2 separate regions of the Homo sapiens genome follow, and region 2 is linked to region 1. Evidence: read pairs that join two places in POLR2A ChIA-PET (ENCODE). Cell type or tissue: A673. All regions are shown on one strand. Each heading gives the region's core, and the rest is flanking DNA. Links, peaks and the distances in the headings are about the cores only.

Region 1 (15,482 bases), core at 2,497-10,496:
TAATCTCAGCACTTTGGGAGGCCGAGGCAGGCAGATCACCTGAGGTCAGGAGTTGCGACCAGCCTGGCTAACATGGTGAAACCCCATCTCTACTAAAAATACAAAAAATTAGCCAGACATGGTGGCACATGCCTGTAATCCCAGCTACTCAGGAGGCTGAGGCAGGAGAATGGCTTGAACCCAGGAAGTGGAGGTTGCAGTGAGCCGAGATCGCACCGCTGCACTCCGGCCTGGGTGACAGGGCAAGACTCTGTCTCAAAAAATAAAGAAAGAAAGAAATAGAAAAATAAAATTGTATATGCAGATTTCCTTTCATATTCACCACCTTGTAAAGGCTAGCAGCAGATATAATTCACATCACACGTTAGTCGTAAAAGCCAGTCTTCATCAATTGTAGTTATTTTAATGTGCTTTCCATTTTGGTGAAGTATTCTGTACTTCAAATGTGCAATTCCTTTTCATCCAATACCTCTCTGTAGACAAAATATCTGAAAACTGTTAATTCAAAAATCTGTTTATAAATTAGCCATTTCTGATTTGGAAAATGCAACACGAACTATCAAGTCCTCTTTACTGAATATTATTCTTTCAAACTTCCCCTGATTAAACCTTTTGCGACTGTGCGATTCCTTCCTTCGTTTACTAGAGTCCTAAGTAGCCATGCTTCTGTGTCTCTGCCTTCTACTACAGGGAAGACATTATTTTTTAAAAGACAATTGACATTGTGGAGTATCAGAACAGTTTTTGTTTAGAAGTTGGTGAAAGCTGTTATTCCAGAAAAAAAATGAAATACTTAAGTGGTCTTATGATTGAAGAAACAATGCTGTTTCTTTCTTGACATTGAATTTGAAAACTTAGAGTGTATCTCCATGTTCTCCTTCCAAAAATATTTCAGATTGAGTTTTATTTTCTTGAGTCAAAGAAAATATTCTTGTGTTAGTAAAGCTAGTAAAGCTGTAATCCAGCTCCTTCCAGTTGTCCTGCGTAGGAAGAAGAAAGGACAGAAACTTGTATTTTCGTGGGAGATTTATGGATCTGTCCCTACATGAGCAGATTTGAAATGTAGAACATGAGTTTCAGTTGATTTTGAACTTTTTTTTTTGCAAATGTTCTCTCACTGTCTCTAAAACCAGAGCAAATACTTAATCAATAGTTTGTTTTTCAGCATATTCCCATTCCCTTTGTTTTTAGCGTACCAGTAAACATTTTTCATCTGTATTGTACTGAGTCACCTGATGATAGGTCTAAGAGATTATTCTTCTCAGAACTAGTTTTCATTAGTGAGTGATTTGTCTTTTTGGTAAGTATACCTTCCAAATTTGCCATCTTAGACAAATCACATATGTAGTAGTCAGTAAAGGTTTAAAAATGTACTTTGATTAAACTGTACCTTAGTAAAATTTTTTAAAAATGTAAGGGCAAATGTTTTATTCTCATGTATCTTGGAAGGAAGAAACAGCTGACTCATCATGCCATTTTCACTGATTTGTGTTTTTCTTCTTCTTGTTTTGGCAGAACAAAAGCCCTTGTCTTAGAACTGTTGGCAGCCGTTTGTCTTGTCAGAGGCGGGCATGAAATCATTTTATCAGCATTTGATAACTTTAAAGAGGTAGGCTACACTATAGTTTTCATAAGAATACTCACACATCTTACATTTGGACATCTTTGAACGGAATTATTTACCTTTTCATTTATCCTAGGGCCTAAGGAATATAATAGTTAATTTCTAAGATCTCACTGAGAGGAATGTAATGAACTTAGTCTAAATTTGGTATCTTATTTCTAGGATAAGTTAAAAATAATCACAGTACTCTTTTTTTGTTGTTGTTGTTTTTGTTTTAATTTTTATGTTTTTAGGGAACATGGAATAATCCAGTTTGAAAACCGGTTTTGTTACATGTATGTGGTTTTCATTGGGGTTGATATTGGCACTTGATCGTCCACCATGCAAATTTTATGAACTCTTTCATCACAGTTACTTTATTTTTGCTGGATGCTATGAAAAACCTGGCAAATACTGGCACTGATTCTGGGAGCGTGTAAGCTTAAGTGGGCTTGTCACAGCCAAACAATAATGCAACAGTTGAGCATGGTTGGAAACGGAGACTGTCTGACCACAAAGAAAGGAGGGATTACACAAAGACAATATGACGCCGCGGGCCCTGCCCCAGCGTATCCAAACATCACCGCCGCGGGCCCTGCCCCAGTGTATCCAAACATCACCGCCTAGATAGTAGCTGCTTTCCCACAGGGTAGTGGGCAGTGTTGTAGGACCAAGAAGAGTACCTGTTTGTTCCCCTGGTATATGCCTGACATCAGAGGCTACTTTGAGGTGAGAAATTACAAAGTAGTCCTTAGAGAACAGGTGGAAGCCCAGGTTACAATAGGACCCTTCGCCAAGTTGTGTGTTATGCTAGAAGTCCCATTTAATTCCAAATGCTTTTGGATTAAGACCCGAGCTGGATTAAAATCCAGGTCACAGAGGGACTGTTTTCTCTCCTCTTTCCTGAAAGGTTCTGAACTAGAAACTCTGATAGTATTTATTGAGAACCTACTATATGCCGGGGCTATACCAGCTACATGCATGGCATCATTTGGTTCTATAAGAACATCTTTGAGACAAATATTAATATCTTGATTTTAGCGAAATTGAAATACATAGTTTACCTGTGGTCACATAGCTAGATAAGTGACAGAGCCAGGAACAGGACTTGGTGCTCCTGATCCTGAACTTCCTTGAAATGTGTTGAAGTTGTGGCCTTATTGTTTGTGAATCCCTTGAAGGAAATAAGGGAAATACTGAAATGAGACAGGACTTCGGAGCTATTTCCCCTGCCTCCTACCTCCTTAATTGGATTTACTGCCCAGCTGCCAAATGTTCTAGACACCAGCCTGTGAGCCTCTGCATAGGCTGGGAAGCTTCAAAGATGTGAACAGGGCAGACACTCCTCTTGCTCCTTTATTTGCATTGCCTCCTTACTGCTAGTCCATTCTTTAAGATTTTGATATTATCCATTTTGTAAATGCCAACTGTGGAGACAACCAAATATTATCTTTTTTTTTCTTTCTATTGAGCCCCAAAGATAGTGAAAAAATATCCAGCTTCCAAGAGAATGAAGAAGAATAATAGTGAATCTTTAAATTCATATTCTGGCTTCCAAGACAAATAGATTTTAGAGACAAGAATGTACGAATGCTTGTCTGTGAATGTTTTTATATATCATGTATAAATATATAAATTTTACATTTATAAATAAGGAAGTATGTTTGGGTGGATGGGTTTAATATGAAAGAGAAACAGTATGTGCAGCTCATATAACGCCCAAATCTTTATCATTAGGTCATATTTGAAAATATTGCATGCTGAGTACTTTTCACATTGGAAACATTTACTATATAGTTATCAGTGGCCCTTGTTATAATGACTCATATTATAACAGGAATCTGATTATACTGCAGGTCAGATTATATCCTAAAGATATATTTGTATAGAACAAGAATAAAAGCCAGGAATTCATGAGATGAATGATAATATTTTTTTCTCCTAGGTAAGATAGAGTACCTTTCTTATGCATAGTAGGCCCACAGATACTTGCAGAATTGAGTTTTAACTCTTTGGTGTCAGACTTATATATGCTTTAGCTATTTAGGGTGTAGTATGTGCTTAATTGAAGAAAAATGTAATCCTAAGTCTAATACCTGGACAATAGTAATGAGAACTAAATTACTTTTGACATTGAATTCTTAGAGCTTTAACCAAAACTGGCCTCATTTCTGTAATTAATCAGGAGTGATGGTAGGTCTTCAGGTACTGTCCTTGGCATAGGCATTTGCATCTGATAGAAGGTGATAGCAGTGGGCTAGGGGAGGTCCTCAAATGCTGGTGGGACCCCAAACCCTGCTGGTGTCTAGGCGCTTGACATCCTCACAAGAATGAATTCAAGTATGAGTTAGAAAATAGTGAAAGTGTGGAGATTTATTGCAAAGCAAAAAGTACACACTCAAGAAAGGGGAGTGTGGGCATGCTTGAGAGAGTCACACAAGGTGGTTTGGGGCTGCTACCTTTATGGATTTCTTTAACCAAGGGATGGAGTATTCACGGAGATTCCTGGAAGAAGCTGGAGATTTCTCAGAACTATGGTGCTACCCATTTTTACCTCAAATAACGATGTTCTGGAACTGTCATGGCACTGGTGGGTATATGATTGAATATGTGAATGAGCATAGAATAAGGTCCTAGGAGAAACCTGGATCAAATCCAGCACCATGTTGGACCCAGTTTGTCTTTGCCAGCTTGGCCCACACCCTGTTTTTCAGGGTCTTATCAGCCCCAAGCTTCTGCAGCTATTTCAGCAGTTTCCTTTTGCTTAGTCATGTGAAACTGCTGCCTAGAATTTTTTATTCTGCTGCAACCATCCTGCATTATTCTTGTCTAAAAACCATATAGACAGACCAAGCAAATGGATTATTATCCTAATAGCCATGGGAATGAAGACAAGGTAGCAACATGCCCCCGACAAACTTAGTTGTTATAGATAGGTCAGAAGAGCCTCAACCGATTTATCCAATCTTGAGGTGCAAAAGGTGTTATTCTGTGTTGATCTTGCTTTCTAAAACATGCAATGCCGCTCACAGCTCAAAGTCTCTTAAATCCCTTCCTCTTTTTCTCCCATCTTTGCGTGAGTGAATTTTTTTTTTTTCACATCATAGTAAAGTGAATTCTTTAACCTCTTTAACCAAAATGTCATTGGAATCTTCTGGTTTTATAATAATATTCATTATTATATTCTGGCATGCCTGTGCAGATAGGGTTTTGTTCAGTGAATAATTCCTTTTGAGCCACATATGGCAGAGAGAGTACCATACCAGGTACCAGGATACCAGGAAGGAGGACCAAAGAAGAGTCTTTGCCTTCGAGAAGATTGTTTTTAAAGCTTTTCATCTTTTTTAGTAAGTTGGGATTCCATTCATCTGCCTAAGAAGGATGAAAGGATTATCTTTGTTTTTATTGGCAGGAATGAGGGGTGAAGTAGGGGAGTTCAACATCTATTTTTTGCAAATAAAGTAATATGCTTTAGAGTAGCCAGATCCTTTGGGCTTTGATCACTGTTAGAGCATAGCCAAGCGTACTAACGCAATATGGAACCAGATGCTAGAAAGACATTTAAAAGGCCATGTATCTTAAGTAGTTTATGTAGCAGGATTTTTCCCCCTCTACCTCTTGAGCCAATAAATCCATTCTATCTAATTTGACCACCACTAATTAATTAGTTCAGATGTAAATTAAAGGAAGTTATTATTTGGCTGTTGAAAGATTTTTATGTATGACTACATCATTTTCTCATGTTTTGATGAATATTTAGAATCCCAATCTTATATTTTTTTTCCTTAAAAAATCTTGCTACAAATCTTGTAATAGCTGAAGTGCATGTTTTAGGAAGGCAGGGAGCACCTTTAGTTTAATGGTATGTGATGGTGGCAAGAATGTTAACCCAAAGCTTTGCTTATGGTGGGGGTGGGATTGGGGTCTAAGCCTGATGTCACTGAGCAAACACATACATGGCTTCAATGTACATGATGACAAATGAGTCTTAATTACATGAATACAGATAGTAAGCTTATACTGTGCGTGGTTTGTGACATGCCTGAAAACATGAGTGTATTGAGTAGATGAAGACTAAATCATTAACAGTCAACCATTGTGCTCCTTGAATTCTTTTTTCCTTAAAAAACAATTTTTTAAGGGGATTAACACATCTGGTTTTGTGTTGAAATATCTCTTAACGAAAATTTATGGTCTTGAAATAAAGACCAGGGTGAGAAAAAGGAGTCATCTATTTTTTCTTATTGGCTAATTTATTAATAGCCCCATGGAAGGACATATGACCATCTTACCTAAATTGATGTTTTCTTAGTTGTGTGGCAGTGTATATTTTTGAGCCCCGAGACTACCAAACAGAAAAAAATACATTTGGAAGTAAAAACCACCCTTTGGATATTTATATTAGTTCAGAGTCTTCTTTGCAAGAAGCAGAAACTGACTCTAACACATAGAGGAAAGGGTTGATCGAAAAGATGTTGAGAAAAGCACAGACTTGACAAGGAGCCTGGAGAACCAGGCTTGGAAAATGGGCAGGCATTCCTAAAATGTGGCTATACTCTGGCTCTGCCTTTGAAGCTGCGCCACCAGAAATACCATTTGGGGTTCTGGTCATGCTTTTTCTTCTCTTCCAAATGACATGGACCATAGCTAGCAATCTGCTGGCTCATAAAACTCTTATCTACTGGTTAAGGACCTCAACCAGTCCCCACTTCAGATTTCTAAACACTACGCTTCATCTCATTACCAAGGGGAACCTTGAAGTCTTCAACCTAGCTCTTGCTCTCAACTTTTTCTTAGTCTTTTTACTTTTTCCATTATATTCTTTGATATATTTGAGAAAATGGCTTGCTTTTAAAAAGTGTCTCCAAAGGTTTGGCAAAAAAAAAAAAAAAAAATGCTTCCTTCTGAAGTCAAAGAGGAAAAGTACTGAGGCCCTGTAGACTCTACAGTGGAACAGCCACTATGACATGAGTAATAAAATCCTCTGAGGGCTTTGAGGCACCAGCTCTCCCAGGCTGCTGGGAGGTGCACCTGGAATTCATCAGGATTTCGGATCAATTATAACTGTATTCTCATCTGCTTCTGTAATGACAGCATCTGGCTTTAGCAAAAAAGCCTGAGTTTGGTTATTAAAGGCTCAACTCCCTCCCACTTTTGACCTTCCAGTACAGAAAGATGGAGCCTTGTTGAATGAGTCACTCGAGGCCACCAGCACTCTTGTGCACAGCACTCTTGGCAGTAGTTGTTCTTTTTTCTGCCTGTTGCTAGAAGGCTTCCTAAGAAAGCTGATGTGTGGTTTAGCTACTGGGCATCTGAAGGCACTCGTGCTACACATTATTAAGTTGAACTAAGAAAGCCTGTCAAGTTTTATTTATAGTGGACCAAATTGGGCAGGAAGGAGAGTGAAGATTTTGGTGTGCTTCCAGCATCCCTCTGAGTTTAATCCCATGTAATCTAACCTCCCAAGCATTTGAGGGTATAGGATTGTAAATCTAGCATGAGACCATCCAGATAACTTCCTAAGTGGTAAAGTAAGGGTACTCACATTTTTCAGTCTCTCATTGAACTATAAGCAATGTATTCTCTCAAGTCTCAAACTGTAGGAGCCACAGCCGTAGAGCATGTATGTATTTCATGGTATCAGGCCAGAATTAGATTGATCTAATTAACCAAGATTCTTCTTGACTGGTCCTCCTCCTTAGCATTAGGAAGCAAAGTCCTAGTCTTAATGTGGTGTTAGTGCTGCTGAGTAACTTTTTTTGTCTGTTTATCAACTGTTGCAATTTTTTGCTGTGGATACGAAAGTACCCCACACTTCATTTTTTTAGGCTCCTGGCTTCTGTGGGTCAGGAAGCCAGGCTGGCATGGCAGGGATTGTCTCTTCTTTGTTTTGTCTGGGGCCTCATCAGGGAAGACCTGATTGACTGGGGATGCCAGTCCATCTGGAGGCTGTTTCACCCACATACCTAGTTTTTGAGCTATGATACCTCTCAAGGACTGGGCCCAGCTGGGACTATCAACCAGAGAGCCTCCATGTAGAACTCCACGTGGCTTGGGCTTCTCACAGCATAGCATCTGGCTTCTGAGGGAGAGTGCCCCAGGAAGGAGCATCTGAAGAGCCACCATTCAAAGAGCCAGAGGCTGCTGAGTGTCTTCTGAGCTGGTCTTAGAAGCCGTGTAGTGGTCACTTCTGCCATGTTATCTGGGTTCCCAGTGAGGCCCTGAGCCCAACCCGGATGCAAGGGGAAGGCAATGGCTTCTCTTCTTGATGATTGGCCGTCGGGTTACTGTGCAGAACATGTGGGGTGGGAGAGAGAGCTGTGGGCTCATACCATTGTAGTCTGTATACCTCAGTAAGTCTCGTACCTCAGTAACTGTATGAGATTTACCAAAATGTTTATTGTTATTCGTCTTTCATTTTCTCCCTCTTCTTTACTCAATCCAATACTTGGTTTTTCCTTTTGACTGAAAACTTTATAAACTTTTTGATTGGAGATAAAAAAGATAGTTTTTAATTCTTTCATGTGAATCTACTATGGGCAAATGATATTGTGAGAGCCTTCCCTAGAGAAAGGAGCCATTTTCATAGGATGTCCAAGTTTATTTTCTGGTAATGAACTAGTTATTTCTTTACCATTAGTGTCTTTAACATCTGGTTAAGGGAATGAAGGCTGGTATCCTCCTGATTGTTAAGGGATGAGTCATACTCACTTACTGAAAAAAATGTGAGTGCTTTCTATGTGTCAGAAACATTGATAAATATTGGAATATGAAAATGAATCAGACATATGCCCTGCCTTTAAAAGAGAGCCTCCCAGGCTAGTTGAGGAAGCAGATAAATACTTCGACAGTTGTAATACCAGGCTTTATAAAGGTAATTGCAAGATGCTCTGCAAAGAAGAGGAACAGCTGACCAAGACAAAGTAGGGCTGGAGGCAGATGGGGAAAGAGCTCTCAAGGAGGCTCCTTATAGGAGAGGGTGCCTGAACAGAGTTTAGGGTGAACAAGGTTAACCAGGTGTATTCCTTTCCCATTGCTGCTGTAACAAATGACTACAAACTTAGTGGCTTAAACCAACACCAGTTTATTATTCTACAGTTCTGTAGACCAGAAGAATAAAATGAGTGTATAGGGTGGTAATCTCTGAAGGCTCCAGGAGAGATTTCATTTCCTTGGCCTTGTCAGCTTCCAGAGGCCACTTAGATTCTTTGGCTTCCAGCCCCTTCCTCCAGCTTTAAAGCCAACAACATAGCATCTTGTCTCTGTCTCTCTGCTTCTCTTGACACATTGCCTTTTCTCTCTGACTTCTCTGTCCTTCTTCCTTTAAGGACCCTTGTGATGACATTGGGCCCATCCATAATAATCTAAGACAGTCTCCCCTCCTGAAGTCCCTTAATTTGATCATACCTTTGCAGATATCATCATACCTTTGCAGATATGATCAAATTAAGGAACTTCAGATGGGGAGATTATCTTTTTATTGTATAAGGCAGCATAGTCAACAGGATCAGGAATTAGCATGTGGACATCCTGGCGGGTAGGAGGAACACATCATTCAGCCTGTCACACCAGATAAAAAGGAGTGAGGATGTCATTTTATACCAAGAAGGTAGTATTTTAATAAAGCTTCAAGGACTTTAGTTTGCCCCGAATCTCCAGTTTTAAAGAGCTTAGGGCATGGGAAGAGAAAAATTGGGATAGGAAATTAAAGGGAGATCAGAAAAGGCCCCCTTGCTTATCCCAGGCTCTTCATAGTGCCACACAGCCTAAAGGGAGCAAATATGCTCCCCAGTCACATTGGCTGTTTAGATTGACTCTATTAATAAAGAATTTGCTCATATGTTTTGTTCTGAAAGTCAATTAACAGTGGGCTCAGCATGCAGTTGCTTTGATAGAGCAGGGTGTGTTTGGGGTCTGAGATTTGTTTCAGAAATCTTACCATTCATATTTCTCATTCCTTGGGCTCCTTTCTCCACCGAGAGTCATCTGCTTCATCAGCTGCCGTATTCATTTACTTATCACGTCTTCAGGACTGCCCTTTTTTGGTGGTCCTGGGGGAGCTTAAAAAAAAAAAAAAGAGGAAGTACAGCAGGGTAACAGTGCCCAGAGCCAGACCAGATTGTCACATTATCTGTTGTACAAATGTAGAGATGCTTTGCTTCACAACTTGACTTTAATTAGACCCCTTCTGCTCCACGCAAGCCTGAGTACAATTTTATGCAATAGGGAACCTCATCCTCTATTTTAAATGTAGCAGCCACTTAAAAAAACAAACAAAAAAAACAACAAAAAAAAACCCAGGGTGTTAGGGTGTTGCTGCCGTGTTATTTCTATTCCTATAAAAATGCCGCTTCTAAAATGCATGCCCTTTGCCAACTATAAAAGTTGGCATATGTGCCCTTATTTCATATTCTTGGAAGATAACGAGGAGAACCCCAAGAGAAAGCAGTGAGAGCTGAGTGTTATTTTAAACCCTGCAGAACTTGAGACAGAGACTGGTACTGTTCCCTAAACATGAGCTTTCACTTGGGAAGTATTTCTTTGACGTTTTGATATTGTCTGGTTTAAGGTACAGAAGGACACTATGAAGCACTCTGCTGTGAGCTGATCAGAAAATCGGAGTCAAAACTATGACAGCTTTGGCAATATCACCAACTCTAAAAAGCATTTGAATGGAAGTTTTCAGTCTCCGGGCAGGATTTGATTGCCATTCTGGCATTTATTTCGTGAAAGGCCTATTTAAGGATCTTCTTGGTTTGCTCTTCCTGTGTAAAGGAGCTGCTTCCCTGCTCTTCTACTCCCTCACTCCTGGACCTCCTGGGCTCAAGTGGTCCTCCCACCTCAGCCTCCTGAGTAGCTGGGACTACAGGCATGTACCACCACACCTGGCTTTATACATATATATATATATATATATATATATATATATATATATATATATGTATATGTATATGTATATATATATACATATACATATATATATACATATACATACATATACATATATATATATATAATTTCTTGTGGAGACAAGATCTTGCTATGTTGCCCAGGCTCATTTTGAACTCCTGGCCTTAAGCAGTCCTCCTACCTTGACCTCTCAGAGTTCTAGGATTACAAGTGTGGGCCACCATGTCTGGCCTTCTAGCTGCTTTTTAAAGTAGTTTTATATTGAGTAAAAATAAAAATTATTGTTTTTATGTGTCATGGAATTCTTGATTATAGCTTATTTTAGCAGTTATTTAGTCCAGTACTAAGCCCTACACACAGGGTTATATTAACCGTCTTATTAAATAAGCATGTGTGGCTCACGCCTGTAATCCCAGCACTTTGGGAGGCCAAGGCAGGCGGATCACCTGAGGTCAGTAGTTCGAGACCAGCCTGGCCAAGATGGTGAAACCCTGTCTCTACTAAAAATACAAAAAATTAGCTGGGTGGCATGTGCCTGTAGTCCCAGCTACTCGGGAGGCTGAGGCAGGAGAATCGCTTGAACCTGGGAGGCAGAGGTTGCAGTGAGTCGAGATCGCACCACTGCATTCCAGCCTAGGTGACAGAGTAAGACTCTGTCTTTAAAAAAAAAAAACCTGTAGGTTCAACTATAGCTGTTCAAATAGTTATGAAGTGCTGGATATGTTAACCAGGAAGAAGGATAAGATAAATCATATATAAATAATATATATGTGTATCAGTGTGTATGCATGTTTGTCTGTATATTTGTACATTAAATATATGTGTGTGTATAATAGGAGTAAGTGTAAAGATATATGTGTGCACAGTAATAAGCCCTAAAAGGAAGCAAATGAGAGGATTTGGAGTGGCACTGGGACAACTCCTTTGTGTGTGTTTATTTCTGTTGCTTGGACTGTTTGGTAAGTAATAATCCCTCACGTGGCTAGACTATCCCTCTTGTGCAGAGTTAGATTTTCCCTCTGATAACTTTTTTTTTTTTTTTTTTTTTTTTTTTTTTTTTTTTTTTTTTTTGAGACAGCATCTCACTCTGTCACCACCCAGGCTGGGGTGCAGTGGCGCGATCTCAGCTCACTGCAACCTCCGTCTCCCGGGTTCAAGCGATTCTCCTGCCTCAGCTCCCGAGTAGCTGGGACTACAGGCGAGTGCCACCACGCCTGGCTAATTTTTTTGTATTTTTAGTAGAGATGGGGTTTCACCATATTGGCCAGACTGGTCTCGAACTCCTGACTTCGTGATCCGCCCACCTTGGCTTCCCAAAGTGCTAGGATTACAGGCGTGAGCCACTGCGCCCGGCCTCCCTCTGGTAATATTTTATATGGCTAGATTTGTCTTTTCTAAAGATGCTCAGTTATCTTTTGTGTAACATCTCTCCAGACTACCACCTTTTCTTCAAAACTGTGAAACAGAATCAGAACTGTTTGGAATTGCCAGCAGACTGTTGAGCAAATATACTTTTTACAGTGACCCCGTTACAGGGTTAGGGGAGTTTGTTAGAAAATAAAAGGTTTCAGGCCAGGCGCAACGGCTCATGCCGGTAATCCCAGCGCCCTGGGACACCAAGGTGGAAGGACTGCTATAGCCTGGGAGTTCACAATTAGCATGAGCAACATGGTAAGACCCTGCCTCTACAGAAAATACAAAAATTAGCCAGGCATGTTGGTGCACGCTTGTGGTCCCCGGTACTCAGGAGGCTGAAGCCAGAGGATTGCTTGGGTCTAGGGGGTCAAGACTGCGGTGAGCCGTGATCACACCGCTGCACTCCAGCCTGGGCGACACAGCGAGAACCTGTCTCTAAAGAAAAGATAAGGCAGCCAGGTGCGGTGGCTAACGCCTGTAATCCCAAAACTTTGGGAGGCTGAGGCAGGTGATCACAAGGTCTGGAGTTAGAGACCATCTTGGCCAACGTGGTGAAACCCCTTCTCTACTAAAAATACAAAAAATAAGCCGGGTGTGGTGGCACGTGCCTGTAGTCCCAGCTACTCAGGAGGCTGAGGCAGGAGAATCGCTTGAACCCGGGAGGCAGAGGTTGCAGTGAGCCTAGATCGCGCCACTGCACTCCAGCCTGGTGGCAGAGCGAGACTTCGTCTCAAAAAAAAAGAAAAGATAACTCATGATTTCCGTGCCACAGAAGTTTGTATTGCCTTGAGAAAGGTAGGACTGACTTTAATAGGTATTTAGTTGAGGACCAAATATACACTAAGGTCAACACTAGGAGGACAGTAATTTAAAACTTTAAGAATTGTGCATGTATTTATATTTTTATACCTAATTGTAATTTAAACCAAAATGTTAGGTGTTATTGACAATGAATGTGTGTATTGAGCTTGACTCTCTATGTGAGTCAAGTTCAAATTTCATTTGAAATTTAAACTCTTGTAAAACATAAGCACATTTTTTATTGATGTGGGGGTCTCTCGTCAATAAGGGCTTTGTTTGTTGGTTTCTTTTAAACCAGCAATTCTCTTCAGAAAGAAAGCATGAGCAGAGTTCAGAATCAATTCCATTTTCTTCTTTATTGTCAACATTAGTGTATTTATGTCATGTACATAAAAAGGCATATACATATGCAGAAATAGTAAGGCTACTATTAGTTAATTTTCTATTTAATAAAAAATTTGTTTGTTTATTGTTTCCTTAGTGCTGGCAGACTAGTATATATTATTTTGTTAATTCTTAGATGCACCATCTGAGGTAGGAACATAGAGGGAGAGCTCAGAGCAAATGGGCCTACTGACGTCTCTAGTAAATGGCAACTCTGGGATTTTTACACAGATCCATTTAACTCAGAGTTCATATACAGCCTTACATAACATGTCTCACATTCCAGGCACTTTCCACACATGTTCGTATATTGTCCTCAATTTTCCACCGAAAAGCAAACCTAATGGGAATGGTTAGAGATTGGATAGATTATTGGGGTGTTTAAAATTACTGGTAAAATTCAGAACAGACCATACTGTTTGTACAGGGCCCAGTGGGAGAAGTGGGTAGGTCCTGAGCAGGGTGATCAGGAAGGGAAGAGACCTGATTTGATGGAGAGAATTCTGGGAGCAGAGAGATTGGCATGAAATCTGTCTCAAAGGCAGCATAAGTCAGAATATATTTGTTCTTTAACCAGGAAAAATATCTGACCAGGGTCCATGTTACAGAACAAAACATGGCAAGAGGCAGGCATGAATGAGGTTCTGAGGAAACAGTGGTGGAGAGACTGGAAACCTGTGATTAAAACAAACAAACAAACAAACAAACACCTCAACTAGAAGATAGATACAAATAGAAGGGAAAAAAGAGAAAGGGAAGAAATTCACAGTTACATAATACTTTACAGTTTAGAAAATGCTATATATATATATTGCATTTGATTCTGTGGAAATCTGCAAAAAGCCTTTTATGTAATTTGGATAAAACTTTAGGAGTATTGTGTAGCTCTGCAGAAAATACAGTAGAGGGGAGAGATGCTGGAGTCTGGAAGACAGGTGGTTCAGTTGTCAAATGACTCAGCCTTGGACCCAGTTTGTGGCCATGGCAATGAATATGAAGCCAAAAAATGAAAGAAAAGGCAATAAGAGATAGGGTGATCCACCGAATATGAGAATGGACACGAGGAGAATAAGAATCTGTTCAAATAATATACACTTAATGAAGAGGAAAGTAGCCCAACTATAGTCAACAAATACAATCTGGGGATTTCTTTTTTCAGGCAAAGAAAATAAAACTTTTTTTTTAATTTATTTTTTTAGTGGGGGTGTAATGCCCGAGGTCAGATTCTTAGCTGTGCAATGAAGGTAATGAATGAGAGAACAAGTTTAAACAGAGGTGACTAGGGAGAGAGAGAGAGAGAGAGAGAGTGTGTGTGTGTGTGTGTGTGTGTGTGTGTGTGTGTGTGTGTGAGAGAGAGAGAGAGAGAGAGAGAGCGAGAGAGAGCCAAATGGGGATTGTAACTAAGTAACTAAGGAGGAAAACTCCCCCACAGGGACCCCAGTCCAGAAGGAAAAGAGTGAAGAGACAAGGTTAGAATGGGCTAGAAGGATGCTCAGAAGAGACCAGCACAGTACAAAGGGGAAGGTGGTCAAGAGGATGAGAGGATTCCTGGTGGGTCTGGTATATTGTGATGTAAGTTTTTGCTTTAGGTGAGAAGTTAGTCAAGTGGTTTTTATATATCTTCCAAGTCTACAATTTTATGATTCTATATAAAACTTTGTGTACACATGCCTATGTATGTAACATGTATTGTGTGTACCTATTCAAATAGTTCCCTCTAAGAAAGATTAAGTGCTTCTTTGACTGCAGATATGAAAACAAGGTACCTAGATAATAAAATGATAGGTGCTTTCATTTTTCAAACAAGAACAAAAACTGACATGTTTGAGGCCAGTTGGCAGGAGAGCAACAATCCTAAAAGAGATCACTATGACTGCAGACAGTATTGTGACTTCCGGCCTAAGTTCCCTTTTATGACTACTTGGAAGGTGGCTGCGTCAATCCCTTGGCTCAAGTTTCATTTCAAAAATCTGCCATGTGTCTAAGGACGTCGCTGTTTCCCTAGACTGAGAGTGAGCTGGCTGTGCTGGCCATGCTGTTAGTACCACCGCACGAGGTACTGTTGAGGACTTGTCTGTGGAAGAAGCATCCCTGGCTTGTGTAGCTTTTGAAAGATGGAGCTTTTGAGTCTTGATTTAAGCTTTTAGTTTCCCAGCTCCCCTGTCCTACCCCAAACTGTTCTGCCCACTGCAGCTCAACAGCCATTCTTTATTCCTTTCAACACAGTGGTATATGTGGCTACTGCCCAGCTCTTTAATTCTATGTATCAGTCTGCCAAGAATATATAGTCAGACTCGGTTTTCATTCACAATTGACTGAAACACACTCACTAGAAGAAAATAGCCCAGTGGTTCCTACTTATGGTCCA
Region 2 (15,482 bases), core at 5,056-13,055, 83 kb after region 1:
AGGATGGTCTCGATCTCCTGACCTTGTGATCCGCCCACCTCGGCCTCCCAAATGCTGGGATTACAGGCGTGAGCCACTGTGCCCAGCCTGAAAAAGTATTTTTTAAGGAAGAGAATGGTGTGATTTAGAAGAAAAGTGTAATATGCAGTGACATCTGCTTTTAATGACAGTCAAATACAATGACACTCAGACATGGTTTTTGTAATCAATCTGGCTTTGGTCAGCAAGTTAGGCCAAGCACTAAGATAAAGAACAACCTGAGAGCCATCCTTGAATTGAGATATATAAGGCTGATGTCAGAATAAATGCAAAATCTGCTACCCCTCTTTCATTTCCCCCAAGGAGCCATTTCCTTCCTCCTCAAACAAGACATTGTTAGACATCCATATGCTGTCTTTGTGGATTTCTACTTATTAAAACAATTACTAGGTTAGCAGTGATGGGGGGTGCTACAGTACAAGCTCCTTGCCCCTAAACATTTCTATGGCTTTGAGAATAAATTCTACCTCAGTTACAGAAGTGGAAATGGAAAATCTGGATCTCAGAATGGACTATTCTCCTTTTGATCTCACTGAATGCTAACCTACCTTTCTTTAATACCTCAAGCCTCAGATTATTAAGGCCCCAAAATCTGAATGTGTTCAGCCCTTCCCTATGGTACCATTTTTACTCCATTTACCACCTAACTACTTTACCCCCAGTATAGATCATGAAAGAATCTGTAGACTCTTGAACTGGGGGAAAATAGGTTAGTCACTATCTAGAGCAGAGCTTCTCAAAATTAAATGTATATTTTAATGCTTGGGAATCTGGTTAAAATGAAGTCAGACGCAGGATTTCTGCCCCATGGGGCCTAAGGTTCTGCATTCCTAAGAAGCTCCTAGGTAATGCAGATGCTTCTGGTATGCACTACATTTGGCACAGAAAAGATCTAGAGGCCCAGCATGGTTGCTCACACCTATAATCACAGTACTTCAGGAGGCCAAGGCAGGAGACTTGCTTGAGGTCAGCTTGCCCAACACAGCAAGATCCCATCTTTATAAAAACAAAAACCAAAAAAGCCCCACAAAAAGCCAAGTGTGATGGCACGTGCCTGCAGTTCCAGCTACTTAGGAGGATTGTTTGAATCCAACAGTTCAAGGTTGCAGTGACCCATAACTGCACCGCTGCACTCTGGCCTAGGAGTGGATGGATGACAGAGACCCCGCTTTAAAAAAAAAAAAAAAAAGGCCAACAGGACCACATCTAGAGGCAGCTGTGAAACAATACAGGGCCTTCGTGAGTACATGGTACAGAAAAAACTGTGGTTAACATTATATTAATCAAGAACAATAAATCAAGAAATAGGAAATAGTCAATTTAGTGACCTATGCCCATTTACAATGCAACACTGTAATATTAAGCACCTACTAGTTTTTAGCTTATAAAGTATTAGCTACTCTAAAACTGACAGCATGGCATACTTGTTAAAAGCACTGACCAAGGTCAACATGCCCGGCTTCCAACCCTGTAAGTCACTTTACTTCTCTCTGCCTTAGTTTGTTCACCTATTAACTTCACAGGCTTATTGAAAGGATTCAGTTCATAAATATAATATACATAAAGCAATTAGAACACTGGCCCACATAGGCATCGAATACTATTATTCAATAATTATTGGTCAATTCAGCATACTTACAAGGGCCTAACTGAAACTGTCATCAAAATACTTTTTTTTTTTTTTTTTTTTTGGGGAAGGAGTCCCGCTCTGTTGCCCAGGCTGGAGTGCAGTGGCATGATCTTGGCTCACTGCAACCTCCGCCTCCTGGGTTCAAGCAATTCTCTTGCCTCAGCCTCCTGAGTGGCTGGGATTACAGGTGCCCGCCACCACTCCCTGATAATTTTTTTGTATTTTTAGTAGAGACAGGATTTCGCCATGTTGGCCAGGCTGGTTTCAAACTCCTGACCTCAGGTGATCAGCACACACCTTGGCCTCCCAAAGTGCTTGTTTTACAGGCGTGAGCCACCGTGCCCAGTGAACCTTACCTATTAAAGTGACCTGAGATGTTATTGTTTCATTGCTTATTTTAACAAAAACTTACCATTTATTCCATTACTTTCCAGAAACTTTCTTTTCTACACAGCTAATGTGGTATAATACCTCAAATGTGCCTAAAAGCTGTCTTCTATCTGCTTTACAAGAAAAATTTCAAGTTTTCTTTATTAGTCAATCAATCCATGTGGCTGCCAAACTGCTCAATTTCTAAAACTTTCTAAAAATACAAAACAGTCTTCACATACAAATCTTTATATTCCCATGGAAACTTAATAGTTTCTTTTACTTAAAAGCAGTTTTTATAGGAAAAAAACCATTCTCTAACCATCCAGGTAAGTACATTTGTATAAAAGCAGTGAATATTAAGCAACATACTTTCATCATTCTAAGTTCTTCAATTTGTTTATATTTTATATATTTTGTATATGAGAATTCTAAAATTACCTCAAGCACATGCATAAAATCTTTAAATATTCGTTTTCTTTCAGATTCTAGAGTTATGTCCTCAAATGCTGGCTCTTTTACAAATCTCTCACGGATCTGAAAAATTCAGATACAAAATAAATATATGAATACCAAGAAAAGTACAACGATACATCTAAAATAAATCATAACAGCAAGTGAAAACTGTGATGAATCAGTCCCCTTAAAGTCCATTATTTCCTCCCTTCAAAAGTCCAAACCATTCTTTACAAATATTCCTAAACAGAGTCAACAGCTGATTTAATGCTTTTATTATATTCTAAATATATTTAATATATTCTACAAATAAATTTAGCTTATTTTTGTGGCTATAAAATGAAAAATAAAAATATTTTAAATTTCTCAACTGTAAAGAAAAGAATTCCATTAGAAAAAAATAACAAGTATACATACATCTTCCCAGACAGCATCCAATTCTATCGGAGGAGCAGCTTGTTTTAACATACTCTTAAATGCAGATTCTTTTCGTTTCATCTTCCGAGCCTCTTCTTTTTCTCTTTCACGTTCACGGGCTTCTGCCTTTTCTAGTAACTATTAAGAAAATCATATTTAATCAGTTATAATAGTATCATAACTATTAGCTGAAATAATTTATTGTTAATTTAGGAATCACGCATTGTTTAAAACGAGCTTGTCCAACCTGTGGCCCAGGACCGCTTTGAATGTGGCCCAACACAAATTTGTAAACTTTCTTAAAACACTATAAGGATTTTTTGCAATTTTTTTTTTAAGCTCATCAGCTATCGTTAGTGTACTTTATGTGTGGCCCAAGGCCTGATTTATAATGGCCATTTTATGTATAATACCAGTTAATTTGAGCAAAGGAAGTTTAATATCAATCCATCATCTAAATAAAGTTTTTTGTTTTACCTTACCTGAAAGACTGGCTACCACTCTGTAAAATTCTATTCATATTCCCTTATTCCAACACTCTGCAACTTAGCTGCTTTTATCTGAATAAATTAAAAACTATACTACTAAACTAGTTACTTACAACAGAAAACATAACTTACACTATTGAAAGCCAATTTGATATTTCCAGCATCTAATGTAGTTGATCTTTTAGTTGAACTGATTATCGCCACAAAATCTTCAAAAGTAGTGTTTACTTCAACTACAAATCCTTTATCCTAAAAAAAAGAAATCTTAACATTAATAATGCATAAATCAAAGGAATACAGTACTAACTTTTAAGATATACTATTGGTTAAAAGGTAAGAATAAATATATTTACCTTTAGAATGTCTTTTATTATCTTCTTCTCGTCATGATAACGTGCTTTAAGATCCTCAACATAAAACTTGAAAAGATCAAGTGCAGTTGATCCTAATGAAAAAACTAAAGAAGTCAAAAGCTAGCTCTAACCAAAGAGCTGCAATTACTTTGTTGTTTAAAAAACAAAAATAAAGCACCCTTTCCCCCAACACAATCACCTTTGCATTTGGCCCATTTCAACTACTACCATAACGGTAAATTAGGAAAGAAAATAATCTTACCAGGCTGACCAAGCATATTAGTGAATCTAATATCAGAACTAATAGTTGGATACAATTCCATCCAAGATGACATAGAATGCAGTTGTCCATGTTCATGTAATTCATCTAAAAATATCTAGGGAGAAAAATTATATTTGGAAAGTCATCTCGAGTACATGAGAAATAAGCGTCTAACATGAAAACACACAAAAACTTTGACATAGTTAAAACTCTTCTACCAATGTTATCCCAAACCTGTTTGGGCACAAAGAATATTTGCTATTTGGGCAAAGTAACAACTGCCTCTAGGCAAAAAAATATTTTGTCCTTTAGAGAAAATAACTTTTGAAACTGCACATTATCTTCCTAAGGTTCTATTTCCTACCCTTTAAGATAGAACCTAATTTTTAGCTTTAAAAAAAAAAAGGTAAAAGTTAACTTAAATTACTGGATATCTACCTCAAATGATGAGGCTAAAGAATGTATATGCATGTTTCCTTAAATATATACTTTCTGTCTTTAAAAATAGTGCCTAATGTGTTCTAGGTATTTTTATTTACTTTTAAAAAACAAGGGGCCTTAAGAGGAGGATGTATAATTTTCCCAAAGTAGTTTGGAGACCTAGGATTCAAACCCATATCTAGTTTCAATTTCCACACTTCCTGCTTCCAACCCAATCCTCAGGGAGTTTAATCCTATACACCAGGGGATCCCAACCCCCAGCCACGGAACCGGAACCAAGCCACACAGCAAGAAGTGAGTGGTGGAACAAGCATTACCGCCCCAGCTCCACCTCCTGTCAGATCAGTGGCGGCATCAGATTCTCATAGGACTGCAAACCGTATTGTGAACTGAGCATGCCAGGAATCTAGGTTGTGTGGTCCTTATGAGAATCTAATGCCTGATGATACCAACTCCCCACCCCACCCCACCAAGAAAAACTGTCTTCCACTAAACCGGTCCCTGGTGCCAAAAAGGTTGGGGACCGCTGCTATACACAAATGTGCCTAAAAGAAACTGTAACCCTATATTCTGTTCCCACAATTCCTATACCTGCACTGTTCAATAAGGTAGCCACTGACCAAACGTAGCTTCTCGGTACATGAAATGTAGCTAGTCTGAGTTGTGATGTGCTGTTAAGTACAAAATACACAATGATCTTGAAGATTTAATACCACAAATATTAGCAATTTTTAAAAATATTGATGTGTTAAAATAATATCTGGTTATATTGGGTTAAATTACTAAAATAAATAGGAAATTAAAATCGCATTTGTGGCATTCACATTTTTATTGGATAGAGCTGTCCCAAAGTAACATCAGGCACTTACAACTGCACTCACTCCTCTTCAAACAAGACTAAATATGTCCATACTCCCTTACAACTCGGAAATTCTTTTCTCAAACCCTGCCTGTATCTACCCTTCTGTCAACTACCCTTACCCTTCAACATAAATGGAATTTTGTCTTAACCACTCTTGTTGTGCTCACCAGCTTCCTCACTTGCTCCCTGAGTATCTAAAATAGTTTGGAAACCATCTTTAGTGATGCTCTAGTACCTTAGAACTTACCTCACTCTATCATACCTGTTTTGCTAGTGTTTCTTACACTTCCAGACTGGTGAGATCTGTCTGATAAAGTCAAAGAACTGTGAGACTGAAATTATTTCAATAGTGGATCCCTAACCTGAAAGAATCACCTGAGGAATATTTTTTTAAAGCAATATGAATTAATATCCAGATATTTGGAATATTAGATGACTGATGTGAATTCAGGTTTGAAAACCACTCTGACAAAACTGTATGGTTCTTATTCTATTTTACTTGCCCCATTTTAGGGGTGAAAAAGCCTTGCCTTTTACATTATGGAAAGCAAGTTGCTTCAAAGATGGCTGAGCTTGATGTTTCTTCTTCCCGTGGCACTAATGACATCTTGGATGACGTAATTTTTTTTTCTTTCTTTCTCTTGGTTGAGGGCGGGGTATGTTTGAGCCCTGTACATTGCAGGATGTTTATCAGCATCTCTCGCCTCTACACACTAGATGCCAGTAGCATGTTCCCCACAAATAGTGACAATCACAAAATCTTTCTTGGTTGAGCACCACTGTCTTAGATCCAAATCGGTATTAATTTTTCTCCATCTTCATCCTTCTTTTTGTTCTCTTATATACTGTTCTCAATGTAACTGTATTCATATATATGCTTGAATTCCCAACTTTCCGAGATGTTGTTTAATGAGACTCACCCTTATTTTTCAATTCTTCCTTCATTCTCTCCCTCTTAACTGGTTTCCTCTTACCCAAGAAAAGCCTTTCTCTTAACTGCAAGCTTATTTGAATTTTACCTTATTGAATATCTTTCAACTATTTGGCAGACCTTTAACTTTCCCTACCATGCCAATGGTCACTAAACACCTTAAATGCCACTCTTAACACCTTAAATGCCACCCTTAACAGTATTCTTTCAGTCCTCATTCCATAAAAATTTCTTAACATGTTACTTTAGGTGGATTCCTTTACCTCAGGGGTTTCTCAAAGACTCATTTGAAGGACTGTTTAAAAAAATCATATTGTTAGGTCCCATTTCCAGAATCTGATTCTGTAAGTCTGACGTGGAGTTTGAGAATATGCATTTTCATAATTTCCCAGGTGATACTGATTCTGTGCATTTGGGGATCATGCTCTATCTTAAAATTCCAAACTCTTGGCTTCTGAGACACTATACATTCCTCTGGTTCTCCTTGAAAGCCTCAGATCAATCCTTTCCAGACAAAACTGACTTCAAATACCAGTTTTAAGACATAAGAAAAACAAGATCATAGTTTCCTTGTCACAGACATGATGAATTTTCTGATTAGCAAATGAACACTAAATAAAAAGCTAGTCATCATCATAATCATAACTACTGAGAAGCTCTCCATTAATGATCTTTTATTGTCTAATGCCAATCTTCTCTTTTAATTCATTTCACTAAAGTCCTAAATAAATCTTTTGAAATAGCACAACAGGAAAATTACCAGGCTGAATATCTGAAAGAATATTAATACAACATACTTAACACCAATTATATTAGTAGTAATCAGAAACTATGCCAGACACATAGCAATCTGATTCAAAGCCACATTTAAGCTTATTTAAGGAACCGTAACAGCCTTCACATCAAAATTTTGCCTCACAGTCTCCATCTTCAATATTGTTTACATTATAGTCTCGTATTTTCTATGACCCAGACCTTATTTTCACTGTATTATTATTTTTTCATATATGTCTCCTTATTTTAAACCACTGCAAAACCTTCATCAGAGACATTAAAGCTTAAGTTGTGGAAGAGTGTATAATAGCCCTCCTAAGAATCTGTCCTCCCCTTCTTTCTGGGCACATGGCTGCTTAGCTAAAAGCTAAGTTTTCTAGCCTCCTTTGTGTAGCTAGTTGTGGCCCTGTGACTAAATTCTCAGCAACTGAACCCAAATGAAGGAGGTGAGCAGAACTTCTACATCATTAGCTTTAAGAAGAACTGTTCTTTCTACTTTTTCCAAGTTAAAATGTGAAATGGGGGCAGCATACCCCTAACTCTGCAGAGAAGGTTAACATGCTAGCGCACTGGTTCTCAAACTATGGTCCAACAGTATCAATATCACCTGGAAATTTAGAAATGAAATTTTCAGACTCCACCCCAGACTTACTAATTCAAATTCTTCAGGTAAGGCTAAACAATTTGTGTTTTTAACCGTTGTAGAACATGATCAAGTCTAGAAAGTCACTAAGATAAAGGAACCTATCAAGAGTAGTAAATGTTAAGTTTTCATTGAATAAGGACTGAAATCTTTCTACTGGCTGTGACGTTTAACACAGTAACCTTTGGCATAGCGCGAATAATTTTTTTTTTTGGAGACAGGATCTCGCTCTTTTGCACAGTCTAGAGTGCAGTGGCACCATCGCAGCTCACTGCAGCCTTGACCTCCTGGGCTCAGGTTCTCCCACCTCAGCCTCCTGAGTAGCTGGGACTACAGGCATGCACCACCACACCCGGCTAATTATTATTATTATTATTTTGTATTTTTAGTAGGGACCGGGTTTCATCGTGTTACCCAGGCTGGTCTTGAACTTCTGGACTCAAGCAGTTGCCAGCCTCAGCCTCTCAAAGTGCTGGGATTATGGGCATGAGCCACCGTGCCCGGCCAGAAGAAATTTTTTAAAAATCCTCCACTTCATTCTGATACACTGAATTTTGAGAACCACTGCCTTAAGGGATGGCAATATGCCCTGCCCTAGACCAAAAAGACTGTTACTTCAAGAAAAAAACTTATTTAAGCCATTGTAACCTAGCATTTATCCTAATACAATGGTTAATGGAAGAGACCCTGTAATCAAAACTGCATGGATTCAAATTCTGGCTTCACTATTCAGCAGCTGTTGAACTTGGGCAAGTCACTTCACCTCTCCATTTCCTTAGTTATATAAACTTATATAACAAAAACAGTAAGTACCCTTATAAGGTAAGACTGTCATAAAAATTGAGATTACAAATGTAAATTGTATTGACAGTAAGCAATCAAAGAATATTAGCTATTATAATTATTGAAATAGGTGAGATATGAAATGCAAAAAATTCATTGCTCCATGATATTTTCTATCACTGAAAATAAAAATGATACTTGAAGATGAAAACGAACTACTACCTAAAAAACATGCAATCCCAGGTCCTTTTCTTAGTGTTTAAGAAATTATGGCCCATCCCCAAACTATACCTTAGCAGTCCCTTTGTCCTCCAGAGACTAAATATCATCTACTACTGACTCACCACACATATCTTGTTTCCAGTCATCTCTCCTGTTGTTTTTCCCAACCGAAACCTCATTTACCAATGTTCATCTGAAGAACTTAAAGAGTTAAATGTGTATGAGTCCTCACAAAGCCTAAGTCTATGATCTGGGAACAGTTGTCTCAAAACTCTTTGTATCACTGTCAAAGTTCAGTAAATATAATATAAAACTAAGTTAAAAAGAGAGCTTTTTCTTTTACCTGGAAAGATTCCCTATTTTTTCGCTGTCGTCTCCTTTCTCTCAGCAAACTCTTCTGTTTTTCTTCTTCTTCCTCCTTTTCTAAAGCCCGAATGTGTTCTTCAAAGCAAATTAATGCATCTTCTTTGTCCATATCTAAAGTATTTGCCAGTTAAAATTTAGAGTGTCAAATGTCAACAAGTAAAGTAGTTTACTTGCATTAGCTCCCCCAAAATTTCAAAATCACCTGTCAAAAATACTTGTAGTTAGGCTAGGGTGTGGTGGCTCATGCCTGTAATCTCAACACTTTGGAAGGCTGAGGTGGGAGGATTGCTTGAGCCCAGGAGTTCAAGACTAGCCTGGGCAACACAGCAAGACCCCGTCTCTAAACAAACAAACAAACAAACAAACTTGTATTTAAACTCAAATATGATTTGTGATCATCTGCATAGGAAAGTTTTAAGGAAAATTTCACAAAGAACTCAATAAAAGACATTCTGAAACATGTCATAGGATAAAACAAAGGACGTGCATATGGCAAAACTAATGAAAAGTGTTATGATAAAATCTGTTTGCAATATCATAATTATTCCAGGAGCTTTTCAAAGTATAGAACTGTACACCCTATAAAAAAATCTACTGAAGCATGATTTTTAGAGGGGTAGCTGATAAAGCTATAATTTAAAAAGCAATTGGTTAACTCAGAAAGAGTACTTAGGGAAGCCTAATGTTAAGATAATTCTAATACATTTTTTTCTTTTTACAAAATCTATAATGTTATTACCTCAAGAAAACAACCTGAGTAAAATGCGGTAATTCATTTAGTTCTTACCAAGTTACATACAAACGGCTAAGCAGAATTTCAAATGTGACCTATAATTTAAATATTTCAAGGATTACCTGATAAAGCTACTTTAAATTTGAAAAAATATTTTGTCATGAATCACAAACTCAATCAGAAAGAAATATCCTATTTGGAAATAAATAAAACTCTTTTTCAGAAATAAACAACTGCATAAAATTCAATTAGTTATCTCATATAAAAAGTGAAAATAATTCTTTGCTGCTGGAGGACGCTGTTTAAAACTATTTCTCTTACTTAGCCATTATTCTTACTTTGTAACTCCTCATCTTCTGCAAAAGTTGGATTATCCATCAGATACTGCTGGGCTTCAGACCAAGTGGTAGAGTATGTTACATTAGCCATGTTGTCAAGTATGTTTTTTAAGGCTTCCCAATTTCTCTTTCGCAACTGCTTTGCTTGTTCCTATAGCAAAAGTATGAATATGTATGTTTCAAAGTTCCAAGAAATTAAGATATTTAAATTGCAATTAGTGACGGCTTCTTTATATTCTAACGGATGACCAAATTGCAAAGGTTAAGTCAAACTTCAAGTAAATTTCATTTACTTTAAATGGCCACACTGCTGACTTTGCTAATGCTCTTTCCTAAGCGCTTGGCTTTGGTACTTAGCTTCAAATTTTCCACCTCCTTCTAAAAGCCAGAATCTGGAAACCATGTTTTTGGCTTTTCCCCCATACGACATAAACCTTTCTACCACTATGTATTACAGACAGTCTGAAACTAAGGTTACTATGGACAAGTCGCATTGCAGGTAAATGCTAAAATCTTCAATGACCTTCAGCTATGTTTAAATTTGATAATACTTGCATCTGTATGTGTTCCTTGGAAACCAGATAACATAAAATATAATAGTGCACAATGAAAAAGAGACATGAGTAAAATAGGTATTTTAAAATGTTGTAAGTTTAGTAGAAACAACTGCATGTTGCTGTCATTCTTGTAACAATCATGCTGGTTATAAGCAAAAAAACCCAGCATTTTTAAACCTAATGAGCAAAAAAGGTATCTTTTCAAAGTGAGCATAAGATAGCCAACTAATGACAATACAAATAATTGAATGAGTACCCACTGAGTCTACATCAGTACTTAATATGCTACATGAACGATAAAGAAGATTATTACAGAAGCTATACATTCCATCATTAAATTTTACTTCCAATAAATAAATCTGCTATACCACATAAACTGGATAAACTAAGCCAGAAAAATGTACATATTATAAAACCAATCCTCATCCGAATGAGGAAACATCTTGTGTTATCTATAAATACCAATAACTAAGAATAAAGAATACCTTTTCTTTTTTTGAAAGAAAGAACAAAACATCTTCATAGATTTCAAGACGATCACGTTCTGATATTGCATTCCAAACTTCCATCTCTCCAAACATTTGCTCTGCTTTTCTGTTAAAAAAAAATTATACAATAAAAATTAATTTTAACCAATTTTTAAACTAAATTTAAAACTACAAAATGAATACTTCCTATTCAAAGTTCATAAATATATTAAAGACAAACTCCTGGATAATTATGAAAAAACAAAACAAAACAAAACAAACAAACAAAAAACACATGCCTCCCTCTCTCCTTAGAGATAGAGGGGATAATTCACATTAGGCACTGCTTATAGTCTAGACTATCTCTATATCTAAAGGCAGCTACACAGACTACCAAACTGCCTACAGAACTAAATTACAGACTTCTCTGGAATACTGAGGAGATCAAAGAAATACATACAGAAAATAGGCTTCATAACATATCAAAAATATTTTAATATTACCCACAATTTTACATAATAAAGCAATCTAAAATGAAGAATGCTACATAAAACAATTATTCAAAATGCTATGCCTACTTAATGAAAATAGCCTCTTTTTACTCCACAAATATCAATAATTTCAATGTTTTTAAGTAAAAGGCAATCAAATTTTCTTTTTCTTTTTTTTTTTTTTTTTGAGACAGGGTCTCGCTGTCACCCTGGAGTGCAGTGGTGCAATTATGGCTCACTGCAGCCTTGACATTCCCAGGCTCAAGTGATCTTTCCACCTCAGCCTCCCAAGGAGGTGGGACTACAGGCACGTGCCACCATGCTCGGCTAATTTTTGTATTTTTTTTTTTTCCCCTAGAGACAGGGTTTTGCCATGTTGCCAAGGCTGGTCTTGAACTCCTGGGCTCAAGCCATCTGCTTGCCTTGGCCTCCCAAACGGTAGGGATTATAGGTGTGAGCCACCACGTCTGGCCTCCAACTTGATTATTGAATACAGTCTTTCTCCCCTTCTTCCAGTCTCTCAAAAACTTATTAAGTCAACAAGTTAAATTCTACATTTAACTACAGATTTATTTTGTACCTCATCAAGTTTCCACATTCATAATCATCTAGTTTTATTTAATGAGCTCTGGATCAGCTACTGCACATGGCAGAAAAGTATGACACAAACAACAATGTAGTAAACATAGGCCATGTAACACTAAACATCTTACTTGTATCTGGTTGTAGAAGTCATTTTCTCATGATTTTCAAGAAAACGCTGAAAGGATTCCTTAGCCTCTTTGTACTTTGATCTTGCTTCTTCTTTTTCTTCTTTTTCTGTCTGGACTTTATAGGCATTAAAGGCTTGCTTTTTTTCACTTAACTTTGCCAAAGCACTAATATAAAAATACCATGTAAGAGTAAACACAGGCAAAAGAATCAAATATTAGTGGTTTGAAAAAAAAAATAAAACTGTTTACACATATAATTTAAAAATTTTCAAAAATTTATTACAAATGATTGTAGAAAGTAATTTCTACTTTTAAAATAATTATTATTTTATATGTAGCGGAGTACTCAAATTGTTTGATAAGCCTTTGACTTTTTGGTTATTAGACATAAAACAACTCTATACTTGGTATCCTAAACAGAAGTCAACAGTTAAATGTTTTATCTTTCTACACAACTTTAAATGTGCTAGGCCTGCTATATGCTCAAAGTGAAAAGTAAATAAAAAGTTGAAGTACTACCTGTATCGTGGATCATTAATAATCATTTTCATAGCCTGCTCCCATGAAGCATTCGATGGTACCCGCTGAAAATAATTTAAATGAAAAATTAAAATTTCACACAAGAATAGTTTAAGTCACATAATAGGAAACTGAGTATAATACTAACTGCAAACATCAAGCATTTCCCTTTGCAGGAGTTTGAAACAAGTTATAAAAAATAGTTTTTTACTGAAGGCAAATCTGTGTAATACACCTATGAACTAAAATGAAAACTTTAACTGAAATTTAAATAGAACATAAATGCTTTTTTCTTAGACTATGGATAAAAGATAACTATTATGAATTAAAAAAAAACCCTTACATTAAATATTGGGTAGAAATGTGCTTGTGTAGTACCTTGTACACAATAGTTTTTGTGTTGAAAGTTTCACAAAAGTGTACTTCAAAAAAAAAAAAAAAGACATATTTAGTTGCTTTTCAGTTACAACAGTTCATGAGATTGGTATTATCAATACCATCAAGGTTTAATTAAAGAGTAACGTCATTTGTTGGGTAATTATTACACATCACATAAAAATCCATAATACATGCTTGATGTCAAAAAGCTAAGAAACAATAAAAATCTGCAATATTAATACCTTTTCTTTCAATAATTCTTTAAAAGCTTGCTTTGCCTCTTCCTTTGTATTCCAAGTGTATGTTTTCTTTGCTGGTTGGCTCTCCTCCTCTTCTTTTTTGGGAGTAAAACTAGAGAGAAATTCAAATGTGGTATTTATCAATTAAATAAATTTTTGCTTCATTTAGAAAAATAATGTCTAAATTGTTTAAATGTTTGATGTTGAAATAAAATTTGACATTTAGAATAAAAGCTATATGAACTCTAAAAACACACTTATCTGAAGACAAAGAAATAAAGATAATCGTTTCCTAAAAGTTCAGTTATTAAATCAGTTTTTAAGACCCTGGACAAATGACAAAATAAACATTTAACTGACTTAAAACACTAGCTCCTCTGGCCCATAGGTTAATAGTTTTAAATGGCTTATTAAACTCATTCAGTGGTTTCACATTAGTGCTATAATAACTCTAAGGATTTGGGCAAGTGTGAAGATAAATAAGATGTAAGGATCAATCTAAATCAGGATTGACAAACTACAACCCACTAGACAAATTCAGCCTATTAATTTTTGTAATTATAGTTTTACTTGAAAATGCCCGCGTTCATTTGTTTACACATTATCGCTGACTGTGCTACCACAGCTGAATTGAGTCACCATATAAAGACTGTATGACACAAATAATCCAAAAATATTTCCAATCTAATATTTCATGAAAGTTTGCTGAACACTGATGTCAAACAAAAATTACAACTACCCAGAATTACTAACTTGTTTAATAATTGGGGGTTTTCCTGATGAGAAAAAAATGGTAGAAGCCTTACATTTCTTTCTACATAATAAGGGAATGCATGGGTGGGGGCCAGGGAATGAAAAAAAAATAAGTAGAACGCTTAGGCGAAGAGACACTGTAGTAGATACTGACAAAAAATGATCTCTGTTATAGTAATTAAAATCAAAAGCGTATTATGACTCAGACACTATACCAAGGAAATGCTGGAATGAAAAAAAGCAGGAAACAACTGTTTAATGTTAAACTTATGGAAAACATTGAAGAAAACTTTCAGTATGACAAGACGCAAAATAAAGTTATTCCAAAAAGCCTAAATATCTATTGATAGAGGAGCACTTCCATTTATGCACAATCAAATGATAATAACCCATCATTTGACATGATGGGTACACATTTCTATCAATGTGGAAGATGTCTCTGATATATTAGATATATGTTCGTGTATCTTAAATGTAGAGAAAAGGGGGAGAAAGTATAAAACAAAATGTTAATTTCATTTTCATGCCTTCAAATACACCATACAGATTTCTTTTAAAACTTTTGAAACATCAGAAAAAGTTAAAAATCTATTTTGACTCTGGGAAACTAACATACGAAAAACAAAAGAACACTTAAAATAGGGGATGGATGGATGAAGGCAACATGCTTAAATATTAAGATGGATAATCATGTTTCAATAATGAGATTATGGTGAACTATTCAGGCCACCCTTAAAGTCAAGAAATTTAGCTTGACCTCACTTTCTAAAGCTCTATAAAGCATAGCCATATAAAATGTACTAGACTACAGGGTATGCAAGTACACACAAACCGTGAACTCTGACAGATAACAGCTTTGCTTTATTAAAAAGTTGTATTACTATAGTCTCACTAAGAGTGAAAAGAGAGTTTTCTTGTATCTGGTGTTATCTTTTAAATGTTTCTCTACTTGACTTTCACTTAGAAAAATAATCACAGTATTATTTTAACTTGTATTTCTTTATTATTATGGCTGAATGGCTTTTCATATACTTCCTAGACAACTTTCTTTCTCTGTAAATTGCCTTTTTTCCTTGGCCAGGTGGAGTGGCTCGCACCTATAATCCCAGCATTTTGGCACGCTGAGGCAGGCCAATGAGCTAGGCATGGTGTGTGTGCCTGTAGTCCCAGCTACTCAGGAGGAGGCTGAGATGGGAGAATCGCTTGAGGCCAGGAGGTCGAGGATGCAGTGAGCCCTGATCACGTCACTGCACTCCAG

Evidence for each region. Peaks named below come from ENCODE experiments on the same cell type or tissue, not always from the same donor. Only the 100,000 strongest peaks of a DNase experiment are listed, where the experiment ranks them.
Region 2: POLR2A ChIA-PET joins it to region 1 with 11 read pairs; 3 of 35 experiments call an interaction of 5 or more read pairs at or near these places.

What each region holds. Positions count from the first base shown.
Region 1 is chr2:152,579,441-152,594,922 of GRCh38, forward strand. It overlaps FMNL2 (formin like 2), which reads left to right. Exons shown (of 26, transcript NM_052905.4): 9 at 1,516-1,609. Among named protein-coding and RNA genes, the nearest start is that of PRPF40A, 130 kb to the right of the region's middle. In A673, for the core only: no CTCF peak of the experiment used is centred there; DNase peaks (open chromatin) are centred at 2,871 and 6,901.
Region 2 is chr2:152,660,124-152,675,605 of GRCh38, forward strand. It overlaps PRPF40A (pre-mRNA processing factor 40A), which reads right to left. Exons shown (of 26, transcript NM_001365597.4): 11 at 13,475-13,583; 12 at 12,855-12,919; 13 at 12,336-12,500; 14 at 11,150-11,258; 15 at 10,108-10,258; 16 at 9,014-9,147; 17 at 4,015-4,129; 18 at 3,753-3,844; 19 at 3,532-3,648; 20 at 2,912-3,049; 21 at 2,480-2,575. Among named protein-coding and RNA genes, the nearest start is that of PRPF40A, 50 kb to the right of the region's middle. RefSeq lists an enhancer at 2,497-3,696. In A673, for the core only: no CTCF peak of the experiment used is centred there; no DNase peak of the experiment used is centred there.